Regions from separate parts of the Homo sapiens genome. Here region 2 is linked to region 1. Evidence: read pairs that join two places in POLR2A ChIA-PET (ENCODE). Cell type or tissue: MCF 10A. All regions are shown on one strand. Each heading gives the region's core, and the rest is flanking DNA. Links, peaks and the distances in the headings are about the cores only.

The links. ChIA-PET counts read pairs that join two places held together with the same protein. Peaks named below come from ENCODE experiments on the same cell type or tissue, not always from the same donor. Only the 100,000 strongest peaks of a DNase experiment are listed, where the experiment ranks them.
Region 2: POLR2A ChIA-PET joins it to region 1 with 21 read pairs; 2 of 35 experiments call an interaction of 5 or more read pairs at or near these places.

What each region holds. Positions count from the first base shown.
Region 1 is chr13:40,055,525-40,063,859 of GRCh38, forward strand. LOC105370171 (a long non-coding RNA gene) reads left to right here and starts at 8,045. Exons shown (of 2, transcript XR_941894.2): 1 at 8,045-8,126. RefSeq lists enhancers at 3,549-3,738, 4,985-5,114. In MCF 10A, for the core only: no CTCF peak of the experiment used is centred there; DNase peaks (open chromatin) are centred at 3,467, 4,227, 4,967 and 6,137.
Region 2 is chr13:40,142,507-40,150,841 of GRCh38, forward strand. The region is part of intron 1 of LOC124903162; the gene reads right to left. Among named protein-coding and RNA genes, the nearest start is that of LINC00332, 35 kb to the right of the region's middle. In MCF 10A, for the core only: a CTCF peak has its summit at 3,754 (motif pointing left); DNase peaks (open chromatin) are centred at 3,755 and 7,225.

The sequences.
Region 1 (8,335 bases), core at 42-8,041:
AGAGCCTGGATCTCTGAAACACTGTGTGGAAGGCTGTTTGCCAAGGACTCACCTTACGTTGTTCTTTAATCAAAAACTAAACTTTGTTCTAAGCCAATGAAATTGGGGATTTAGCCATCACTGGAGTTAGCTCAGGGTTAATTAGAATGGCAGGCTGTGGTGTGCCAGGAACACTTTCCCCTTTCCCACTTCCAGGGCTAAGATTTCCCTACACTAATAGTAATTAACAAGAAGGTTCTTTTCCTGACTTCTCCACTTCTTTGCTCTTCATACTTTCCCTTTGGCATTTTCCCAATAATGTCTCTTTTGAAACACCTGTCAATCCATCTGAGATCAAGTCTTGGTTTTCTTCTTACAGAGGCTACTACTGCTACCAGCTGAGCTCAGGAGTGAGGGAAATGAGAGGAGGGTGGTGGGAAGGGAAGAGATGATGGGACTTGTGTCCCCTTGGGGGCTTCCACATTCTTCCTCTTTTCCATTCCAGGACTACCTGAGTCATACCAAGTCCTGGCTTTTAGTGCTCTACTGAGATCAGGAGGGAGGCAAAGTTGCAAAAGTGGCCTCTGGACTTCTGGAAAGGACAGAGCCAGTGACTTGCAGCATAAAGGGTTTTGGGACCACACAGAAAACCAAATCCTATTGTGCTTGTGAAAAGGTGGTGATTGACAAAGGGCCTCAAGAGGTCTCACCTGTAATTCTCTCTCTTTTCATTCCCTTTATGTTCCCTAGGGTTGTGCCAATGAATAATTGCCATTGCCATTCTTCCAAGGAGAATCAATTACTGTATCAATGGTAGCTGGCTGTTGCCTGCAAAATCTCTGGAATTTAGGTCATGGCAGTATTCTAGTTCTATTTCATTAAGAGGAAACTTGCTTGAGAAACATCACCAATATGAACATCTTATTGCCTTTTTTGTTGTATTCTTGGATATGTACAAATTCAGGATTCAGAATGGGGTAAGTCCATTTCCAAGTGTTTGTGTGAGCACACATGCAAATGCATGGGTGGGTTCCTATTCCCTTCAACATCAAGTGGTCTAGACTGGCACCTGAAAACTGCATCCTGGGGACTGAAACCTAGTTGATTATGGATCTCTAGAAGTATTTGAAGAGTCAGAAGTCCTTATTATTGTCATTTCTATGTCACAACTAGAGCAACATGGACTCAGCGTGAACCCTGCCTCCAACACTTAGGAGCTGTGTAATTTTTGGCCTAGTACTCAACCTCTCTGTGCTCCAGTTTCCTCTTCTGAAATATGGGAATTGTAATGATACCTACTTGATAAGAGTTATATGAGCATAATATAAGATAAATACGAACCCCTGAACACATGCTGTAGTAGTATCCCCTAATTTATATTAGCCAATGTTATTAATAATTATAAAAAGAAGACTGCATTTTCCATGGATTTTAGGTCATGGAAATATTGCATATAAATCTAGGGGATTACTATATCCATTATGAAATATCTCTGAAATCTCTTTCATTTGAATAATCTATGAATCTCTTCCAGAATATCTTCTGACATAAAATAACCGGCATTCACTTACCTACCTCACTAAGCTCTTGTTCCGGTCAAATCAGTGATACATGCAGTTCTCCTGGCCTACATCTTGGCTTCTGTCCCATACTGAAAAGAGAATAACCTTCCTGAGAGGCGAGTTTCACCATGCCCCCATCCCTGCTGGAAATGCATTAATGGCTTTTCTTCTCTAACACAATAATGAGGAGCTCCCAAGGTGGTCTCTGTGGCCCCAAGCCCACTTGTCTAGCCCTGCCACATGCCCAAAGCACTCACAACTCCAGGAATTTTGTGGCATGCCTTTATGTCTATTCACTGTTCCCTTGGGCTTGTATGCTGATCTCCATCCCCACCCATGCCCACACCCACTCTGCCTTCACCACAGGCAAGAATATTTTAATATCATTAGCATTTTCTTCAAGGATTCATTTTGAGCATCCCCTTTGTTTTGAAGCTGTTTGCCAATCCTATCCCCTAAGTAGAATTGGCACCTGCTTCTCCAGGTCCTCACTGGATTCCTCTATGCATCTGTCACAGCACTTAGAACTCTTCATCGCACTGTTTGTTAGCATGACTATCCCTGTTATTCTCCTTGTATCCACAGTGCCTAACATAGCACCTAGCAGGCTTCAGATTGAACCACAGGAGATTTCTGTCTTTATAGATATTTCCAATTTCATGTGGTTCCACTTGGAGTGGGGTGCTTAGTAAATATCTGCTGAATGAATGAATGAATAAAGTTCCACTCCTGCTGACCTACTGTCTGACAAGGCTCTTAAATGACACCATAATTTTCAGTAATACTTGTTTACCTGCCTGAATGTACATGTCAATCACCTTTTCATTTTCCAAAAGAATTTTGTTAAAAATTTAAGTTATATCTATAGGTTTTTATAAGAAAATGACAGAGACAGTTTATTAATATTCTCAGACAAAGAGAAGTTATGAAGCATTGTTTAAGACAACGTCAAAGAATTCAAAAAGCTCCATAGATGTAATGCTTTTCCCTTACTGAACAAGTGTGAAACATTGTAAGAATTACTAATTTGGCCAGGCGTGGTTGCTCATGCCTGTAATCCCAGCACTTTGGGAGGCCAAGGCAGGTGGATCACCTGAGGTCGGGAGTTCAAGACCAGCCTGACCAACATGGAGAAACCCCATCTCTACTAAAAGTGCAAAATTAGCTGGGTGTGGTGGCGCATGCCTGTAATCCCAGCTACTCAGGAGGCTGAGGCAGGAGAATTGCTGGAACCTGGGAGACAGAGGTTGCAGTGAGACGAGATCGTGCCATTGCACTGCAGCCTGGGTAACAAGAGCAAAACTCTGTCTCAAAAAAAAAAAAAAAAAGAATTACTAATTTATTCAATATATCATAATCAATCAATTTATTCTCTAGAAGCCAAATAGTTGTCTTATTTCCCATTCTCACCCCCTGACCCGGCCATCTACTCTTCTATAAATGGTTATTGTGGTTACAAAATTGGTTCCAAATGCAATGAACAAGCATGTAGCAAACAATACATACAAGATGTTTATGTCTCTCATTTCACAATACCAAGGAATAAACCAAACTACCCATTAATGATGAGATCTACTCTAATCAAAGAAGCAAAAATGGAACATATCAGAGGTATTGGGGTTTTCAATAACTGAGGTATAAGATGTCAGCTTATGACCAACTTTGTACTAAGGACCAGCTCTCTGAGATGGGACCTGACTCAACCAAAGTCAAGAAGCCATATCCCTTCTCTGATGATGAGTAGCCAGAAGCCTCAACCACAAGTGGACTGTATGACAAAATCAACAAACACAAATTCAAATGCTTACAGAGGCCAGACACACAATGGAAAGAGGTGAGGAAGGCTAAATATGAGGCACTAGACAGTGGTGAGGCACGTGGCAAAGCATCCTGTGAACAGGCAGCAGCCATTTAGTTCTAATAGCATTACCATTCTGGGCCTCTGTAGTCAGTGTTGCCAGATTTTAGAATTTTTAGAAGTTAGAAATCTAGATGTTTATGTGAAATTTCCTGGTTTTTGAAACAGTACATTTTGTACATTACACAACAGCACATTTTGTACATTATACAAAACATGACTAAAACCGAGATCCGACCTTGGGCCATCAGTTGCAACTCCTACATGAAACTGTAATCTATGATGCCTCTGAATACAAGGTAGTCAGAAAATGAAAGGAGTTCTATGTTCAGAATAGTCAGAGAAAACTCTAATTTTAAATACATTCACGTATCATTCCTGAAAATATTCTGACACATGCTGGAACACATGTCCCAAGTTTTAATCTGGAAAAGATAGCTTTGATACCTCCAGTTACCATTTTGAACCTCTTTAGAAGTTAATAGTAGTCCCACAAGGCCAAGAAAGAAAGAAGAAACAAGCCTAAATACGAAAAGGTGGAAAGCAGGTTTGAGCTAGACAGTATGTTTATTTTAGAGAATAAGGAACGTTAAAACTGTTTGAAACTTTCCAACTCTCCGTGTATTTCTTTTTCTTTCACTTGCTCATGTATTTCAAATATTAAATGCTTTTCCTCTGTTATTAAGAAAGTGTGTTTGAGTCATACTCAGAGGTCTAACCCATGATGATGACACCACATTCATTAGACAACTTCTATTCCTTTCTAAAAGTTTCGATCCAATATTAGCAGAACCTGAAAGCCTTCCAACTCACTAACCAACAGATGGCATGACCAACTTTCCCAAGAGACACGCAGCAGCACACAGGTACACACCTTCCCAGTGAGAGAATGCAAGGTTCAGCTCAGGTGTTAGACACTCAGAGAACACTTAATCAAACAACAAAACGGGTGGCAGCAGGGAGAAGAGGAAAGGTTCATTCCCTCTTCAGCTCCCACCCCCGGTTAGAAGTCCAGGGCATTTAAGGTCTACCACATTTCCATGTAGGGGTGGAAACATTATCTTTCCCTTGAAAGAAACATAGCCTTTGAACAGGAAATGGAGGGTCATCAGTTCGGGTTGGAACACACATAGAATAATAATGACACTACCTTTGCTGGTGTCAAATGTAAATTTGTTCAATAGTCCAGTGGAACAGTAACAAGGCACTTCTTCAGATGCCACCTGCTATTGAGTGTAGAAAATAACAACAAAAAAAATACCCTGTCGACTCACCCAAGTCAGATAATTACACGGACTGCAAAACATTCAGGCACGGAGCTCTGGAAACCTTTTAGGGGGTCCTTTATCATGCCCTGCCTTTTCCAGAATGAGACTAATTTGCTCCTATTTCAGCCAGCTCCAGCAAAGAGAGCGGGTAAAGGAGAGAAAAGAGAATGAATTGTCAGCATTATTGAAAAGATTCATGGTTAGTCACACTCACTCCAGGCAAGTTCCTTGCCAGACACCACACCACTCATTAGCAGACCTGAGAACTGGCGTGCCTCCCACAGCTGAGCAACAGCCTTGGGCCTGGCAGGTCCCCAGGGACCCACAAAGCCCTATGTTCTCCCACACCCTGCAATGAGAAAGACCAGTTTGGGCAGGCCTGGGTGCAATTGGCTCCCCAGATGCTAAGTAAATCTGTTCTATGCCCTGTGCTGCTTCAAATATAATTATTCAGGTGCTCAGCTGGTGTGGAAATCAAGGTAGCATCTCTTCAGGGTACACTGATGCAGTTACCTGATGGGGCTGCCATTTTCTCCCCAGGTTCCCTTCGGAAGACCCAAGAGATGGTCGTGTCTACAGTTTGTCAGCCTGTATGTCCTCATTTCCAGCTACAGCTGTGAGCTGCTGATCTTCCTGGAGCTGGAAACATTTATTTCCCTTGTGTAATACCAGCAATTTTAACTTAGATTTACAGTGCTTACCACTGAACCATTTGGGGCATTAAAGACTAATTCAATTCATTTGCAAGAGACAGGGTGGGCTGTAGGAATCATTGATGTCAATATCCACAGCAATGGGGAAACTGAGTCTGGGAGGCAAAAGGACTTGCTCAAAAGTGTAGAACAAAGAAGAGAAGCCAGGTCTTTGCTTTTCTATTCAGTCTCATCCCATTTCTTGGAGCTACTATCTCACAGAAAAAAAAAATACCATTTCTAGTTAGGACAGCAAACCGGTTACTCTTTACTGTATGAAAACACCATTCTCAGAATCACAACTCCCTAAAGTTCAGTCAAAACTTCCCAAAAAAAGCTGGCTTCTGTTAGAATGAGCTGCGCCCTCCACTGGGATCTGAAAGCAAAGGACAAGGACTAAGTCTTTGTAAACAATCACAACAGACACTGACCATGGTGAACATCATCCCATACGTCAGAGTAACATGCCCTCACATGGGTTCTGATGGAGAAGAACAGCTCCCCCATGCTGAGCTCTGCCATCCCTAGCATCAAAAGTACCATATAGCTGGATGCCAAAGCTGGTACTATTTGGTACATACTGATATGCATATTAGCTTGGATTTATGACACCTAGAAAAAGTGATCCTGGCCCTAAAATAAAATTCAAGTCCAAGAACGATCATTAACAATGTAAGTATGACTCAAAGCACTCAGACTACATGTCTTCACTTGGACTACATGTCTTCAGGTTGAAGACGCTTCACCCTGGCTTTGCAACAGAGTCACCATGATGACCCAGGCAAGTGTGGGATGTGTGGTAAGGGCTTGGGAAAATTCCTGTGGGTTTTTAGAGTTTTCATAATTCCCTGAAAGGCTGCTAGACCCAACTGCTTCTAAAGGAAGCATGTGGGCAAACTCAGAGATATGGGTGAAGGACATTCTGTGTCAATGGACACCGAGTACTGGGCCAAGAGGCCCCTGCTTATCTGTGTTCGTAGTTGGTCTACAAAAGAGTCACAGCTTCCCTCTTCCTCCTTAGCAGGGGGAAGTGGGCCTGAGGGAATGTGGATCAGCCCAGCCAGTGCCTGTTAACAAGGTGGCCTGAGGAGTGGGTACTGCCCCCTTGTCTTGTATCAGTCCTCCAGTCTCTGCCATTGGTTGTGCTCCTGAGTGAAAAGAGGCAGAGCCTAGGACAGGAGATAAAGTTAAAGGAACTCTTCACTCGATCCTAGAAGGATTTTGCTTATGAGTTGCTCAGATCTCCTACAGCCTCCCCCACCCTCACGGGTGCTAGGCTGGTAGTCAGTATTACTACTCTTGACCATGGCACCCAGCTTAACTCTATCATTGGCACTGCAAATATGCCCTGGACTACCTCCGGAAGTGTCTTGGGTGCATGCCAAGAAAACATCCCTCACCTTCTCACCTCCTATTTTTGCATTATTTGCTTTCAGAAGGGAAGTGATAAAAATGGATAATAGCCACTAATTTTTGAACAATTTTTCCAGGTACCACTCTAAGTGCTTTAAGTGTGTTGATTCTGTTAGTCCTCTCCACAACCCCATGAGGAAATAGTCTCCTCATTTGCACATGAGGGAACTGAAACACAGGGAATTAGGTAACCTACAGTAGCCGTGCAGCTAGGAAGTGGCAGAGCTGAGATTTGAACCCAGAGCCCCATGTGTCCAGCCACTATACTGGTTAAGAAATGATGATATGATTCCGTGTAGACACAGGTTCTGTGTATCCAATGTACTTGAGAGTATTGGGGAGCATTTCTCCCTCTTCAGTGACATGAGGACACATCTATAAAGGCAAAGGCAATTTGAGAAAATAAGGCCAAGGGCATAAAGGTCAAGAAGAAGGGCTTTGTGATCAGTTGGCTTAAGTCCTATCTTGTCACTTACTAGCGATATGACCCTGGGCAGGCTGCTCAGTCTCCTGCAGCCTCATTTTTCTCATCTCTAAAATGGGGTTAATAGGACGCTTAGCTCACAGGATTCTTGAGAGACCAACAGGAATGGATCCATGAAAACAGCAGCTGGCCAACAGTAAATGCCGAGTAAATGGTGGTTTCAATTATTATTAAATATGGTGAGGTAACGAGCAGTTAGGATAAGATGAAGTTGAAGAAAAGATTCCAGGTCGACATTATCTTCTTAGTTGTCAAATTTGTCATAGAGACTTATGAACCATAAGTAAGAAATTTCTCTTAAAATGGTAATCTTGGAAAATAGCTCCCTTTCCTCTGCTTGCTGCTGTCACTACTTCTGCTTCTTCTCTTCTCCCCAGGATTTGGTAAATAATTCAGTTATCATGTCACAGCTCAACCTGGCAGCTCCACTCTGAGCTTCAGCCACAGCTATGCCCACTTCTCTGTGGGTTTGTGGGAAAGGTGCCCCTGGGCAACTGTGGCAAAGGATTCAGTCACTCGTGTGAGTGCTCGGGAGCAGGCACAGCTCTGCCCCATCCCTTCCAATCAGCATCATCTGCACCGTGGCTGTTCCTCACAGCTTGGCAACGTGCTGGCAGGTCGCTGGCTGGGAGCCTGCATTCTTCACAGAGGTCCTGTCATTATAATAACCATATTTTCTCTTGTGGTGAAGAGTAATTGAATTAAATTGGGCAGCATTTGATCCTGACCATACAAATTGCCTGATCCAATTGAGGCCTCTGTGAGGTCACAGGCAGGAAGGAGCAGAGCAGTGAGACAGATGTCCTCGTCCCGTGGGCCTGGCTGTTGGGTTCTTCTATCAGTGCACACCCAGAGACCCTCCTCTTCCATGTAAAACTCTCTGCAGGGAGACGGGGTTCTGCAGGCTGGGGAGAGGAGGAGGGGAGTCCCCAGGCATGTGGGGAGCACAGAAGAGCTGGCAGAAAGCAAAGTGTGACAGATACTATGAGCCAAACATATGGACATGCAGATGTTTCAGCAGGAATGGATGGAAGCACAGGGTGATTGGGTGACACCTGGAAGTAGGAGCTTAAACAGTA
Region 2 (8,335 bases), core at 249-8,248, 87 kb after region 1:
TCTGCCTGTGCCTTCAGCTCCCCAGCTCTTCCCTACCTCAGGACCTTTGCACTTGCCAGTCCCTGCTGGAATGTTCTTTCCTCACCTCGGCTTAACTGTCACCTCCTCAGAAATACTTTCCTTGACTACATTATATAAAGTAAACTTTATGCCCTAGTTTCTCTCTCTCTCTCTCTCTCATCCTCTTGTTTCATTCCTTCACAGCACTCCTCTAATTTGAAATTAGGTTGTTTATTTATTTGTTTATTATCTCTCCTGACTAGAATGTAAATGCCGTAAAAGAAGAAATCCGGTTTTACATCCCAGTGCCTTATACATAGAAAGCACTCAATAAACATTGAATGAATGAATGATATTAGCATAATCATTTAAGATTCTTAATGAGAGGAGAAAAAAAACTTTTCTTGATTTCCAAGTAGGGAGAGATGAGGAAATAAAGCAGAAAATGGAAGAATTGTTCACTGCCAATTAGCTTGAGATTGAAACAACCAGAAAAGCAAAAATCTGAATGCGTCATTATAAAATGCAAACAAAGGCAGTTTGCAAATAGGCATGGGATGATGTCCTCATGAAGCAGATGGATTATAAAGTACCGAGGATGACTACCTCCTACCCCTCAAGACCTGTGCCCAGCTCCTGCATATAAGGACAGCATGACTTTTCAGCCCTTCCTAAGAACCCTTCAGCCAGAAACACTTCAAATGAGAGTACAAGAGTCTCGCTGACACCAAGCGCCAGCAAGTCCTTGTCATGTACAGCATCTGGGCAGAAGTAAGAACATCTGTTCCCAGCATGAACCTTATTAGCTTCATCATTTGGCTTTCAACCAAAAAAATGTACAATTATGATACATGGGCTTAATGGGTGGCAAGGTAGCAACTAATGCTCTGCAGCAGATGAGCTCAGGAGCAGGCGTGGCTATGGGGGTAGCGGCCATGCAGCGGGGGCAAGACACACCTAGCAGCAACAGCTCCATTACCTGGAGGCAACCTTGCAGCAACCGCAGGTTCTAGAGACAGAGGACAACTGGGGACTGGAAAGAAGAGAGAGTGAGAAAAAGGAGGGAGAACGGAAGAGGAGGAGAGAGGAGAGAAGGGGAGAAAGTGAATGAGAGGCATGAGAGTGAAGCCATAAAGACCCCACCCAGACATAAAAGTGAGGGTGAGGGAGCGGGGCAGACAAAGTAGCTCTGCCTGGCACATGGTAGAGCAGGATGTCCCACACACTAAAGCAGGGCCGCCTGGGTCTGCACCTCATCTCCACCACTTCCCTGATGTGTGCACTCAGGCAAGCTGCCTCGTCGCTTTGTGCCTTAGTTCTCTCAACCCCTGAGAGGGGAAAATCACAGCACCTACCTCAGAGGGTTGATGTGAGGGGTAAGTGTGTTACTCTGCATAAGGCACTTGAGCAGTACTTGACATGGAGCAAGCTGCCATCATCGCATCATCATCATCATCATCATCACTACTACTACTATCATCATTACTTGTAAGACTGATTTAAATACTCCTTATATACTTGCATATACTCCTTACAGCATGATGAGCTAGGTACCAGTATTATCCCCACATCGCGCAGCAAGCGTGTGGAAGTGAAAAGCTGGGCCTTAGCAATCTGCCTCTGGAGCCCGTGCTCCTTACCATCTCCCAGGCAGGACTCAACAGCCTCCCTAAGAATTGCCCTTGAGCTTGTCACTGCCATAATAAAAACAACAGAAGCAGCACAGACTAAAGCTTATGTCTGGGTTTGTTACATGGAAGGCCAAGAGCAATCTCCTTCCCTGGGCCTCCTTATTACAGGTAGCACTCCCTGCACCTAAGGAAGCAGGATTGAAATTAAGGAGACGTGGGTTTGAATCCCAGCTCCACACTCAAGAGCAGTGGGCATGCCTGCGGAGGTAAATGGCTGCCTCCTGCGCCTGCTGCTCTCTGCTGGAACCAGAATGAGACACCCCTAGGTCTGTGGTGAGGATTCAGCAGGGCTGTGGAAGTAGAGCTCTCCCAGTGTCTGGCAGTCAGCATATCATAGATCTAGCATCAGTACAAGACAGCGTGTTCCCTGTGAAAGCTGAGAAATGCTGGGAAGGGGAGACAGGAAGATAAAAGCAGGAGGACGGAGGGAAGCTTCAGCAGACGGCAGACAAGGAAGCAGCATCAGAGCGGGTGATGAGGTGGGAATGAAGGCTGTGGGAATGGAGGTCGCAGTGGAGTGAGGTGGGCTCTAGAGAAACAGGGAAGAGCTGGCCTCCTGGGAGCGAAGAACCCTGCTCACCTCAGCACCCCAGGTCTCTCCCAATTACATTATGGGTGTTCCTGATAGCAAAATAAAGTTTCAACCAAAGGCTGAATTATGTGCAAAATTCTCTATATAAGAGGTCAGGGGTTTACACCTCTTAAGAGGGCTTCTTACAAAATTGTTAAAATGTTATAGAAGGTACGTAAAGTGGGGGTATGTTACTAACATCCAAAACAAAGCAGATTATGAAGAAAGGTTCATAGTCAATGGATTCTAATAAAACTGAGGAGTTGCTGTTTGTATTTATGTATGGTCCTTCATCCTGGAAGATGCCTTCTTGGTGTTCTAGTCACCTGGGTGCTGGCATATGAATAACTGTTTAATCCTGGGCAAGTTGCCTAACCTCTCTGAGCCTCAAGTTTTTTCCATCTGTGAAAGAAGTATGAGAATAGAGCCTACCTCATAGGTGGATGTAAACATTAAACAAGAGAACGCGTGGGAAGAGGTCACATGATGCCTAGCATGTGGTGTGAACGCACCAACGTGAGCTCATAGGATTACTGCTGTTTGCATTATCATGTGGCAATGGCACAAGACAAAGTGCTGCGATGTGGCTTCAGAGTCGACACATCTAATTTCTGGAAATTAGTCAAGGAAAGCAGTCAATAACATTAACACCTCCCTCTGCCTCTCGCACCATCTGCACCAATCACAAGTCCTCTCAGCTCCACTTTATGAGAACTTCTATCTTCCACTCTGTTTCCTTCCTTCTCACTCACTGACCTCATTTGGTTTTCATCTGCCATGGGGTCTACCTCAACCAACTGCAAGGGCCTCTGCAGACATTCTTCCCTCTACTCCATTTAGTCCATTCTTCATACAGAAGCTGTGTAGCCCCTTTTTGAAGTCTCAGTTTATATTAAAATTTGATTCATCCACTTTTAAAAATTCTACTGCATAGTATAACCCCATTTGTTTTACTTTTTAAAAACCATATTTAAGTTACTTACCATTTGGTTAAATTGACACTCCCAAAACTTCCCAAACCTTCTCCAGCCAGCTCTGTAGCTAGTGCGTGTTAGGGGCTCAGCAAATGTTTGTGGACTTACACCACAGATGTAAAGAAATTTCCTAAGTAGAAATTCACATGCAAACATGATAATGACTGGGAAGTGAGGAGGGTGAGGTGATGCCTGTATTATTTCTTAATTTCCCAAGTATAGGGACAAGTATTTTCTAAGAGTCTTATAATTTAATACATATTTTTAAGATAAAATGTATGTGGGAGGATTACCTAGACACACACATAGCAGAGCATCCTTTGCTTGCTACCTGTGTCTGCTGTTTGCAAACACCATTGCTATTTCTGAGCAATGTTTCTTCACCAGGAAAGAACAGGTCCCCCAGACTCTGACAGATCACATGCTGCCCAAGGATACAACATTAAAGAACAATGACCACTGAAGTCAGGAGAAAATGCAATCATGCCCCTCCCAGGATCAAGCAACTGTCACACCCTACTCCTGCCATCTTGAGTCAGAAGGAATAAATGCAGGACGAGCTTGGGACTCTGATGTTGCCTACTTCCCTGCATCTCGGGATTTTTGCTCTTCTTGGGATTCTCGTCGGTAACACAAAATGAATAGTCCACCACTACCTGCTCAAAGCAGTGGACTGGCTCAGTCATGATTTGCTAGCAGTTTCAAAACACAAAACGATATTGCTGAGACTGACTGCCAAGAAGCAGGGTTTATCCTGTATCTCTTCTCCCCCGTGGGTGAGAAAAGAGAGCATCAGGTTTGTGGGATCCAAAGTTGCAAGCAGTGATTTATTTACTCTTAGCAACCATGGCTGAAGCTTAGTGACATCTGTAAGCTGAACATTCTCATCAAGTGTGTGTTTTATTGAACCGTTTGCCCTCAGGGTGCTGCAGGCTTAGTTGACATCCTGCTTGAAGCTGACAACTCACACTCCACCATCCACTGACAAGAGGCTGGGCTCCAGCTATGCACAGGCACACACGGCACTCCTATTCTGCATCTAGTTTTTGTGGCTCCTCATCACCAGGTAACAGCGTCTCACAAACCTCTTAGTCATCACTCCCCTTCTCAGAGTGCCAGTGCCTCAAGGAAGATGCTTTTCCTTTTCTTGAAAGCACCGTTTTCCGCTTTTTTCAGTTTCATTTCCTGTTTGCAGTTTAAGAGCCAACAAGGCAGATGGATGAAGTATCAGCATGACTGAGAGGGAAAAACCATGCAGGGCGCTCCCTGCATAGCGCCCGCCACAGCCCAGGCCTCCTGCAGATGATCCTGGAGATAGGTGAACGCTAGCCATGCTCACTTCTGCCATGCAGCACACGACTCCAAAACAGAGACGCATGACAACTTCCTCAGTTCTGGCAGATTCTTTCAGGATCCGGGGCTGTAAGACTGTTACTCAGGTCTCAATAACACACAAAAACCAAAAACAAGCTATCCAACAAAAAAGATGATTAAGAGGAAAAGCACTGGAGTGGGATAACCGTGAATTTATATCCTAGTTCTTGCATCAACTAGCTGAGGGGCCCTGGGCAAGTTATTTGACCTCTTGGCATTTCAGTTTTCTTGTCTAAAAAAGAGAGGGTATAATTGTACAAAGCTCATATAATTTATGGTAAGGATTACATGAGATAATTCATGAGAGTTCATGTAAATTCATAGCATAATACCTGATACCTAGTAAGTGCTTAATAAATATTATGTGACAGGGAGAGGAACACCACACACTGGGGCCTGTCGGGCGGGTGAGGGGAAAGGGGAGGGAGAGCATTAGGACAAATACTTAATGCATGCGGGGCTTAAAACCTAGAAGACGGGTTAATAGGTGTAGCAAACCACCATGGTACATGTATACCTATGTAACAAACCTGCACATTCTGCACATGTATCCCAGAACTTAAACTAAAATTTTAAAAAAAGAAAATATCAAAAAAATTATGTGTCATTAGTCTTAGTACCTTGTTTCAAAATTATCAGTCAAGAAATGCACACAGATGGGACATATTTCAGATTATTTCCATTGTCACTCAACTTTCAGCATATATAATCACTTACACAGAAAAGGCCCTTATCCCTTCCTTGTTTTCCCTCGCCCACTCCATGCCCAATGTGCCTGCTCTCACCTCTGACTCCTGTGCTGATTCCAGGGCCATGGGCAGTCTTGACCTTCATTCTTCCCTAGAAAGTACCTTAAGGGCAGGGACCATAGCCTTCCTAGCTTTTTATTCTTTTTAGTGTCTGGGTCTTCAACTAGGAGGACCTTCCCACTCTTTTCTGAGTAGAATGCTTGCCTTAACTCTGGCAACTTAAAAAATGAACTATTGATTTCATGAGCTGAGATCTTTGAAGATTTTCAAAGTCTCAGAACCACTTCCCAGTCAGAGAAGTTCAAAGAATGAATTCATCGACTGGCTTATTCTGCTCAGACATCATTTCCACTTCAGTCAGGAGAGGCTGGGGAAAGGTTGCTCACTGGGGAGCTTTCACCTCTTCACAGACTGTCTGATATCAGAGGAAGGGAACTTCCCCATAGTGTTCCCACGTCAGAACACTTGAATACCATGAACATAAAACTCTCCCTCCTGACGGGCCCTGAGTGGACCCAATTCTTGCTCTTACAGCGAGGGACCCTGTGGCATGGAGCAGTAAACTGTGTTGTGCCACAGGACCCTGTGTGGGGAAGCCTGGTGCCACATCCTGGAAACTGTTTTCTTTCTGCATTGAGATGTATGGGATCCTGTTAAGGCAGAATCAAAGCTTACGCTAGCTTCTCTAGGGAGGTCTCACTCCCTGTGCTTCATGACTCCTTCCAGATTCTCTTCCTTCCTTATGTATTACAACAAATTATAATTTATCCTCAGGTTTTAAAGGTGGATCTGGTGCTACCTAAATGTCAAGTAATGTCATTAATGTCAATTAATGATGATGTAGAGTCCTTACACCAGCACAAGAAAGCCAATGAACAAGTAAGAGTTAAGAAAACTCCCCACAGCACATTAATTAAGAAAGCCAGGCTATGTAAAATGTTATTTTGAAAGAAGCCATTTTCTGCAGTGACATAAAATTTCATAGGCTGTTCTGGGCCTCCAGATAGGACCCATGTAATAAGGCATCTCTGCCAAACCAGCCAGAAAACAGGGAAGTGAGACAGCCATGGGTCAGAACCCATAGATATAGGAATGGAAAACTCCAGAGAGCCCTCCTCTAAGATGTAAAGCCACCAATCGACAGACAGCCTGCCATATACAGGAAAGCTGTCAGTCATCTTTACTAAATAGGGAGGATACAACTTCCCTCCCCTCCAGGCCATAGAAAACTCAAATTCTTTACAAGTGTTTTTGAGATTCACATACAAAATTATCAATGACACCATCAAAATGGATGCCTGCAGATCTTACAAACAAACTAGAAGCTAGCCTCATGGTTGCTCAGAAATGAGGGCATTTAGGCAAAGCTGGGAACTGAAGATTTGAGCAGGTGTGGGTCAGACCCTGGTGCTCAAAATAAATATTCTGCCCCAGAAGCTCTGGACTGGAAGGGAGGGACCCAAGTTCTCTGAAAGGACAACAGTGCCACAGCCAAACAGCTCAAGCAGTTTGCTGTCAATTAACCACCCCCTGTGTAATTTCAGGAAAATTTATTCTGTAAATTACAGACATTTTTGACACTTAACTCAGCAAAAAACAGTTGTCCAACAATGATTTTATGTCCAAATAAACCTGTCATCTTTATTCTTGGCCTTTTCCTTCCCTCGTACAGAAAATAAAAAGGATCCAGATATTTTCCAAGAGAAAATAAACTCCTAAAGCTGAAAGATTTGAGTTTTCAAGTTTGGTTAAAATGCTGAGTCCAAAAAGGGGGTTCTCAAGTTGGCACAGTGCTTCCCTCCCACATCCCTACTTAATCACCACCAACTCCAGAGGCTGTGACTCAGAGAATGTGTGAGCCCAAGCCTCGTCTCATAAACACAGCATTTCCAGGCCCCATGTTCTCCATTCTTTGCTAGCACAGTGCAACTCAGGGTCAGGGCAAATAAGGTAAGAAGACCATTTGAGTTCAACTTCTGAAGCTGTTCTTTTCTCTGCTAAAGTTTAGGTAGAAGCCAAAAGAGCTGTTTTCTCTATTGTCTCAAACTAAACTGCTGACAACAAAGAAGTATGAGCACTTGGCAGAATTTCAAACTCCAACAATAAGCAAACTGCACGAGGAGATTGTTTTGTGTTGCTTTTCTGTGGCTCTCCTTTTTCTACCGTGGGATGTTCCAGAAAGCTGTGGGCACTCTGTCCGTGCCCACTCCCAGCAGCTCACGGAGCACATCCAGGAATAGGTGGACTCCCTCCCCTAGGATGGGCCCACTGCTGACCCACCTGCTCCAGGAACTGTGATTGGAATACATTATCGAGATTTATGAGAGTCAAGAATAACTGAAAACCCTAGTAGGAGTGGAGAGGCATGAGGTAGAATTGAGAAGCTGCCACCTCCCCTTTTTTTTTTTTTTTTTTTTTGAGACAGAGTCTCTCTCTGTCACCCAGGCTGGAGTGCAGTGGCGTGATCTCAGCTCACCACAACCTCTGCCTCCCGGGTTCAAGCGATTCTCCTGCCTCAGCCTCCCAAGTAGCTGGGATTACAGGTGCCTACCACCACACCTGGCTAATTTGTTTGTATTTTCAGTAGAGACAGAGTTTCACTATCTTGGTCAGGCTGGTCTCAAACTCCTGACCTCAGGTAATCCACCCACCTTGGCCTCCCAAAGTGCTGGGATTACAGGCATGAGGCACTGCACCTGACCTCCCCTCTCTTTTTTTAACCTCCATTTTTCTCTCGATGTCTAGGGCTGTAATGGTTTGTTTCTACCCGCAACATTCATTCACTCAACATTACACCTTCCTTCCACCCTCCCTCCTCTGTTTCCCCCATGACCCAGGTCTTTTCCTTTACCTGTCTTCTACCAGATCTTCCTATGGTGTGCACCATTTCCTTTGGGCTCTGTCATCACTCCGTGACAACCAGGTTATCTGAGAGAATAATTTCTGCTAATGTGCCAAGAGAATATATGTGCCTGT